Regions from separate parts of the Homo sapiens genome. Here region 2 is linked to region 1. The links are chromatin contacts, found by Hi-C or POLR2A ChIA-PET in ENCODE. All regions are on one chromosome and are shown on one strand. Each heading gives the region's core, a stretch centred on a gene start or an enhancer-like site at or near the end of the contact. The rest is flanking DNA. Distances are from core to core; before and after follow the strand shown. Region 1 has its middle 22 kb from the start of CHST14. Region 2 has its middle 14 kb from the start of CCDC32.

The links. Hi-C counts contacts between places; a loop is a spot of excess contacts on that map. ChIA-PET counts read pairs that join two places held with the same protein, here RNA polymerase II (POLR2A).
Region 2: a map of lower leg skin shows a loop between it and region 1 (8-fold over the local background). The contact joins two enhancer-like sites. A Hi-C loop is called at or near these places in 2 of 168 maps with a recorded cell type or tissue (IMR-90 and lower leg skin). POLR2A ChIA-PET finds 5 or more read pairs at or near these places in 5 of 52 experiments (K562, T-cell, WTC11 and 2 more).

The regions. Positions count from the first base shown.
Region 1 is chr15:40,491,279-40,495,499 of GRCh38, reverse strand. No RefSeq gene overlaps it. Among named protein-coding and RNA genes, the nearest start is that of CHST14, 22 kb to the right of the region's middle. Within about 2 kb of position 1,884, at least 2 of the 41 ENCODE cell types and tissues checked have a DNase peak (open chromatin) inside an H3K27ac peak, as active enhancers do.
Region 2 is chr15:40,548,475-40,552,695 of GRCh38, reverse strand. It overlaps a transcript of CCDC32 not described here. Among named protein-coding and RNA genes, the nearest start is that of CCDC32, 14 kb to the left of the region's middle. Within about 2 kb of position 1,940, at least 10 of the 41 ENCODE cell types and tissues checked have a DNase peak (open chromatin) inside an H3K27ac peak, as active enhancers do.

The sequences.
Region 1 (4,221 bases), core at 635-3,134:
TGCAGTGGCTTATGCCTATAATCCCAGCACTTTGGGAGGCCAAGGCGGGTGGATCATGAGGTCAGGAGGTCGAGACCATCCTGGCCAACATGGTGAAACCCCGTCTCTACTAAAATACAAAAATTAGCCAGGTGTGGTGGCGCATGCCTGTAGTCCCAGCTACTCGGGAGGCTGAAGCAGGGGAATTGTTTGAACCCAGGAGGTGGAGGATGCAGTGAGCCGAGATCGCGAGCTACTGTACTCCAGCCTGGTGACAGAGCAAGACTCCATCTCAAAAAAAAAAAAAAAAAAAAAAGAATCTGGCACCTCCTCCTCTCTCCCTTGCTCCCTCTCACCATGTGACATGCATGTTCCCCCTCCACCTTCTACTCTGAGTAAAACCTTCCTGAGACCTCACCAGAAGCTGAGCAGATTCTGGTGCCACGCTTGTAGAGCCTGCAGAACTGTGACCCAAATAAACCTCCTTTCTTTGTAAATTACCCAGTCTTGGGTATTCCTTTATAAGCAATGCAAAACAGACTAACACACTTCTTCTTCTCCTCATTTTTCTTGGGGAGAAAAGCATGAATTTTGAACATGTCTAATTGTAAGTACCTTTGAGATGCCTAAATGGTGGTGCTAATTAGCATCTGGATACATGACTCTGTAACACAGAGGGTGAGCCCTGGGCTAGGGATCTGTATTTGAGATCACTGGCATGTATGGTACTTGAAACATCAGGCATTTGGCCAGGCATGGTGGCTCACACTTGTAATTCCAACACTTTCTGGGAAGCTGAGGCAGGAGGATTGGTTGAAGCCAGGAGTTTGACACCAGCCTGGGAAACCAAGCAAGACCCCATTTCTTAAAAAAAAAAAAAGAATGAAAGAAAAAGAAAATTAGCCGGGTGTGGTGATGCACACCTGTGGTCCCAATACTCAGGAGGCCGAGGAAGGACTGCTTGAGGCCAGGAGTTGGAGACTCCAGTGAGCTATTATTGTACCTCTGCACTCCAGCCTGGGTGGCAAAGTGAGACCCCATCTCTAAAAAAGAGGAGAAAAAGGAAACATTGGGCAAGAATGAGAGAGTTGGGAGAAAACATACTGTAAGAGAAAGAGGACTGGGGAAGACCTTGACAAGCCTCAACATTCAGTGACTGAATGTAGGAAATAACCCACAAAAGAGCCAGAAGAGTAGGCAGGGGTCAGAGAGTGAAGAGTAACACTAGCAGAGAGGGCTGTCCAGAAAGCTAAGGGAGGAGGGTGTTTCAGCAGAGAGAGTGTGATTCTCAGGACTGAATCCTGCTGGGAGGTCAAGAAAGAAGCCTGAGGATACCCACTGAATCCAGTGAGACAGAGGTCACTGATGACTGTGGGGAAAATGATTCTATGGAGTGACGGGGGCTGGAGTGGAGGAATGAATAGGAAGTTCAGAAATGGAGACAATGCATATAAATAACTCTTTCTAGAAGCTTGGGTATTCTATTAGCACACGCAATTGTGACGTTGAAACCACTGTATTAGGATTCACTGAGGCGAATAACATATTTCAATGGAAAAAGAGCCACTGTTTGTCAATAGGAAACCCACATACTAAAATAGAATTGGTGCCCCTCTTGATGAATCTGTGGAGCACTGATTCTGGTAGGACTGCTACATATATCCTGACATCAACAAGACAAATGTTCTTCATTTTGGGTACATACCTGCAAACCTAAACAGCATGATCTATATGTACAGATGGTTTGGTAGACAATTACTGATACAGGGGCATTTTTAGCCCTTTGATCTACTAGGAACAGGAAGTGGCAGAAAAAGAGACTAATCACAGTGATGGATGTTTCATCAGAACTACTGACTCACAGCATGTATCAGCACCCAGTTCTTGCCACCATTGCCTGTGGCACTTCAAACAGCACGGAGACCACTTCAAAACCACAAGGCAAGGTCTGCTATGGAAACACAAGCATGCGGCATTCATTCAATCCACAAATGAGAACTACGAGGGAATGGGAGATTTGGGGACTGAAACACACTAAAACCCACACTTTGATACCTGATCATGTTAGAAGCAGGAGATTATTTCATTCTGGATCTCAATACTTGAGACATTTTGACCCATTTGAAGACACTGACAACATTCACTTGGTACTGAATAGTCATCAGCACACTTCTTTTATCTGTGTGCATATACCAAAAATCTCCTAACCCTAATTGCTGATATCTGAAGTTTCGGTTTCGGCGGCAGGCACCCCTCCTTTTATTTTATCCTTTTTACCTAGAAAGCAGATCCTGAAAAGTTGAAATACATGTCAGCAGAATAGAGAGTGTTTGAAACTTTCAAATTGGTGTTCATTAAGGCAAGTATCTCACTGGTACATCATATTGACAGCAGCAATGCCTTGCACTAAGAGCGTTGGTACTTAAAAACGGCTTTGGGCATGCTTGAAACATATGTACTCATAGGCTGAGCATATATTAAAGGGAAGGGTTTTCAGAGACAGTTATTTGACAGTGACAGCTATCTATATTCATACATCAGGTATTTGCTTCTCCCTATCTGTAAGCTCCTCTTTGGGTTTAAGAAACACACCAGGGGTGGCTCACACATGTGATCTCAACTTTGGGAGGCCGAGGTGGGAGGATACTTGAACCCAGGAGTTCGAGACCCACCCAAGCAACATAGCAAGACCTTTTCTCTACAAAAAAAAATTTTTTTTGAGCAAAGGCCTTCTCACTGTCGCCCAGGCTGGAGTACAATGGTGATCTTGGCTCACTGGAACCTCCATTTCCCAGGTTCAAACAATCCTCCCACCTGAGTCTCCTGAGTAGCTAGCTGGGACCACATATTCCAGCCAACATGTCTGAATATATATATATATATATATATATATATATATTTTTTTTTTTTTTTTTTTTTTTTTGGTAGAGACCAGGTTTTGCCATATTTCCTAGGCCGGTCTCGAACTCCTGGACTCAAGTGATCCACCTGCCTCAGCCTCCCGAAGTGCTGGGATTACAGGCATGAGCCACCGTGCCTGGCCCAAAATTAAATAATAATAATAATAATAATAATAAGCCAGGCATGGTGGCATGTACCTGTGATCCCAGCTACTTGGGAGGATGAGGTGGGAGGACTGCTTGAGCCTAAGAGGTCAGGGATACAGTGAGTCGAGACTGTGTCACTGCACTCCAGCCTGGGTGACAGAGTGGGACCCAGTTTGTTTTAGTCAGGGTTCTCCAGAGAAACAGGACAAATGGGATATATACATAACATAGAAAGATTTATCCTAAAGAGAAGCCCCAAGATCTGTAGTTGGCAAGCTGGGGACCCAGGAGTATCAAAGGTATAGCTCCAGTTGGAGTCCAAAAGCCTGAGAAGCAGGAGAGGCAACAGTGTAAATTCTAGTCTGAAAGCTGGCAGGCTTTAGACCTATAAGAGCTTATGTTTCAGTTCAAGTCTGAGGCAGGAAAAGACCAGGATCCCACTCAAGGCAGTCAGGCTGAAGGAGTTATCCCTTTACTTTGGAAGGAAGGTTAGCATTTTGGTTTTATTGAGGCTCTAAACTGATTCAATGAGATTCACTCACATTAGGAAAGGCAATCTGCTTTACTCAGTCTACTCATTCAAATGTTAGTCTCTTCCCAAAGCATTCTCACAGACACACCCAGAATAATGTTTGGCCAAATATTTGGGCATCTCGTGGCCCAGCCAAGTGGACATGCAAAATTAACCATTACAAAAGTAGAGCACAGGAAGACCTGCTGCTGCACCTAAAACCAACAGTCACTCATTCTACCTGCTAGTTCACAAGATTACATCCAACAATAGTGCTAGTAAGTACTTTATACAAATGGCTGCAATTTATAGAGTATGACATGCATTATCCCAATCTAAGTCTCCAAACCCCGTTCTACACATCCAGAAACCAAGGCTGCAAGAAGTGAAGCAATTTACCCAGTGTCATACAGACAAGTCATGAACTGTGAATCTGAACCCAAGTCTGCCTGGTTTCCCACTCTCTGCTGTTAACCACTATGCCAAGCACCCCGAGGAGATTATGTCTTTACAAGGATAGAGGAGGAGGTGTTCTATTATGTGGTACACAGCTAAACTGAATAATATTTACAGGGATTCCAAGCATCAAAATCTTCTTATGCATAGTTTGAAAAAAATTTAAAATAGTAGATAAGTGAGAAAGGATTTTTTTTTAGCGCAAACCAAAAATGGTCAATGTTTATT
Region 2 (4,221 bases), core at 691-3,190, 57 kb before region 1:
TCAGGTGATCCTCCCACCTCAGCCTCCTGAGTAGTTGGAATTACAGGTGCAAACCACTACACCCGGCTATTGTTTGCTCATTTCTAAATCAAGTATTTGTCTTGCCCAAAAGGATAGGAACCAATTAGGTGGTTCCATATACTTGCTTAGTGATACAAATATTTTTATTGTAATATTCAAATATACTTTCCTCTTTTTTTTTTTTTTTTTTTTTGAGATGGAGTTTTGCCCTTGTTGCCCAGGCTCGAGTGCAATGGCGCGATCTTGGCTCCCCGCAACCTCTGCCTCCCGGGTTCAAGCAATTCTCCTGCTTCAGCCTCCTGAGTAGCTGGGATTACAGGCATGCACCACCACGCCCGGCTAATTTTGTATTTTTTTTAGTAGATTTGGGGTTTCTCCATGTTGAGGCTGGTCTCGAACTCCTGACCTCAGGTGATCTGCCCGCCTCAGCCTCCCAAAGTGCTGGGATTACACGCATGAGCCACCGCGCCTGGCCGCTCCTCTTTTTTCCTTCTTTATTTTTTTTTTGTTTTTTTGAGACAAGGTCTCCTCACTCTATCACCCAAGCTGGAGTGTAGTGACAATCATGGCTCACTACAGCCTCAACCTCCCAGGCTCAATCCATCCTTCTGCCTCAGCTTCCCCTGAGTAGCTGGGACTATAGGCATGTGCCACTATGCCTGGCTAATTTTTAAAAAAAATTTTTGTAGAGACAGGGTCGCATTATTTTGCCCAGGTTAGTCTCGAACCTCTGGGCTCAAGCTATCCTTCCACCTTGGCCTCTCAAAGTGCTGGGATTACAGGTGCAAGTCACCATGCCTGGCCCTTTCCTCTCTTTTCATTGACTAATGGTTAACCTTTTTTTTTTTTTTTTTTTTTTTTTTTTGAGACAGGGTCTCACTCTATCACCAGGAGGGCTGGAGGGCAGTGGCACGGTCTCAGCTCACTGCAGTCTTGACCTCCTGGGCTCAGGTGATCCTGCCTCAGGCTCCCGAGTATCTGGGACTACAGGTGCATACCACCATGCCCAGCTTATTTTTTATATTTTTTGTAGAGATGGGATTTCGCCATGTTGTCTGGACTGGGTTAACACCTTTATTAGTAGATTTAGTCGCTTTATTCCTACTGCATTTTATTGGCAGGATACGTGTGACACAGAGAGTGGCTCTCTGTGGCCCCTGGGTACATTGAGGAAGCCAGAATATTGACGGTCATCCAGGCTTGCAGGCTGCCATCTCCACCTGGAGTTCAGATGCCAGGCCTCACTCCTCTCCAGGGCCATCTGATGGCTTTCAGGATGGATTTTTTTGTTTTGAGATGGAGTCTCACTCTCTTGCCCAGGCTGGAGTGCAGTGGCGCCATCTTGGCTCACTGCAAGCTCTGCCTCCCGGGTTCACACCATTCTCCTGCCTCAGCCTCCCGAGTAGCTGGGACTACAGGCGCCCACCACCACGCCCGGCTAATTTTTTGTATTTTTAGTAGAGACGGGGTTTCACCGTGTTAGCCAGGATGGTCTGGATCTCCTGACCTCATGATCCGCCCGCCTCGGCCTCCCAAAGTGGTGGGATTACAGGCGTCAGCCACCGTGCCCTGCCAGGATGGATTTTTTAAAGAAAGAAAAACTAAAATTTTTATTCTCCCTGCATGATAAACAAACAACAATTATTCTTCCTCAGAAACAACAGTTTAAGAAAAAAAAAGCAATGAGGTCCCAAAACACTCTCCCAAAGTGCAGATCATGGGATGGTAAGAGAATGTTTCTGTACCCGAAAATAGTGTTTCTGTCATTCAGGCAAGATTCTAGCTTTGCCTTTTCCCTACTTCCCATTTTCTACCTCAGAAACAGAAATTGGAATATGAGAGGGTGGAGAATCGCTTTAGAGGAACTGAAACAGAGTTTGTAAGTTGAATGGTTTCTAGCCCATGTGTAAACCTGGGTGCGGTGTGAGAGGAGCTCTGCACGACTCCACGGAAGGGAACCCAGTGAGTTGTAGCTATAGTTTCTTAATTGATTTAGAGGTGACAGCGTAAACAATGGCTCTAAAAAAAGGTGAAACTCCATTTACCAAAACCAAATTTGACACTAGCTCCCAAAGCTAACTTGTTAATACAGATTTATCTTAGGCTAGTGAAGTGGCACTAAATTTGAAACTGAGAGTCTTGGGTGCTGTCTTTTATCTGTCTTGTGGCTTACTGAATGGTCACAAATAAGTCAAGTGACCTCTTCATGTTCCAGTTCCTTTTCAGTAATGGGACTAACCATAGGAAAAAATAGTATTGGCCTAAAATGCTGATCTCTTTCCTTTGACCCTGAAAACTCCAAGGAACTCCAGTTAGGGCTTCCTCAACCTAGTAAGATTTGTAAGTTGGTAGAATCTTACTTATCACCCCTGACTTTCTTCCTTCTTCCTCCTTAGTGAAATAGACAGCAAGTTAGAGCAAATGGAGCAATATTTAGTGCTAAAGCTTTAGAGCCAGGGGAGGGTAATCACCAACACGGGCCAAGCCGTAATGACTTGGTACACCCAGAGAAGGCTGGGCTGCAGCCAGGCAGATAACCTAAGGGACTGCTGCTGTTCTCTCCCGGCACACACACGTGCTCATCACTCAGCGCCTGGCAAGATCAGGGCTGGAGTGACACAGGCATGCATCCAATACCTGATCCAGAAATAGGCCCTGGCTGCAGGCACAGCAAGTAAACAAACGTCCCGCCAGCTGTGGCCGAGGTGCACCCTTCCAAGCAGACCTGCCCACCAGGACCATTGCTGGAAGACGGAAGCCCTGGAGCCTCTCCCTGGCCCTGTTTTGGAAGGAGTCCTCCAAGGCTGAGAACAGCCCCAGCCACATGAAGCAGGCAAGGTTTTCTTGAAAATTCTAAATTATCCCAACCAGCTTTGGCCCTACGTCAGTTATAAGACTCAAGATAGGATACTGCCATTGGGATGTTAGGTTTGTGCGAGGGCTGTTTACTTGAGCCCAGAAATAGGTTATTTAAGGCAGAGATTCATTCATCTAACCAATATTTGTTGAGCCCCTGCCATGTTCCAGGCATGGTGCATGGTGTTAAATAAAGCAGAACGGCATCTTCCCACATAGAATGATGGAGGGGGGAGTAGAGCCTACCTCATTAATTCTGTGGAAGTTGTAAGCACAAGGTGCTTTGAGAGCACATGGGAAGGAGATATGAGAGCCCTAGACCAGTTGGAGTGGGGTAGGAGAGAGGCCGTGTTAGGGGAGCTGAGTCCATAGAAATGAATAGGAGTGAGAGGAAATAGAAGAGTAAGAGCATGGGGACCAAGAGGAGTCCTGGAAGAGGAAAACAGCATGTGCAAAGCCCTAAAAGCAAAAGGGAACTTGGAGGATGGAAGGTAGTTCAGTGTAGCTGGAGCACAAAGAACAAAGGAGGGACAGACGAGAGGTGAGGGTGGAAATTACTAAACAAGGCCAGGTGTGAAGGATTTTATAAACCATGTTAAGGAGTTTGGAGTTTATTGTGGGAGAACAGGGAGCTAATGGCTGATTTTAAGAGGGGCAGTGACAAGATGAGATTTACATCTAGAAGGTTATGGCTGCCATGGGTTTGCCATAATTAAAGTGATTGAGGGTGGACAAGTTATTCACACTTGGCAGCGATACATGTCTATGTGAAATGGTTTTTCTTTGTTTTTATTTTCTACTTCAATTTTTCTTGTTATTTTTTCACTATTACAGAACAAGTAGAATCATGTATGGCAGATTGTATTTTCCAAAGATGGCCAAATCAGTGTATCCCATCCCACTCATTCATGTTCCAGTGTGATGTGGACACTCCTCCCCTGAGATCTTCAGTCAATATTCCCTCCCTTTGAACCTGGGCAGACCTATGTAACTGCCTTGCTAATAGAGTACAGCATAAATAATGGGACTTCTGAGGCAAGGTCATGAAAGCACTCCACCTGGGGTCTCTCTCTCTCTCTCTCAGCATGCTCCTTGGTAGTTCTGAGCCGGCATGTAAGAAGTCGGCCACAGAGAGGTAGAGAAGCCCAGGGAGTCCCAGCTGTTTGAGTCTTCCCACCCCAGGCATCAGACATATAAGTAAGTAATTCAAATGATTTCATCCCCCAGTTTTTAAGCTGTCCCAGGTGACACCAAGTGGTACAGAGACAAGCTGTCCCTGCAAAGCCCTACAGATTCAATAAATGTCATGGTTTAAACCACTAAGTTTTGGGTTGATTTGTTACT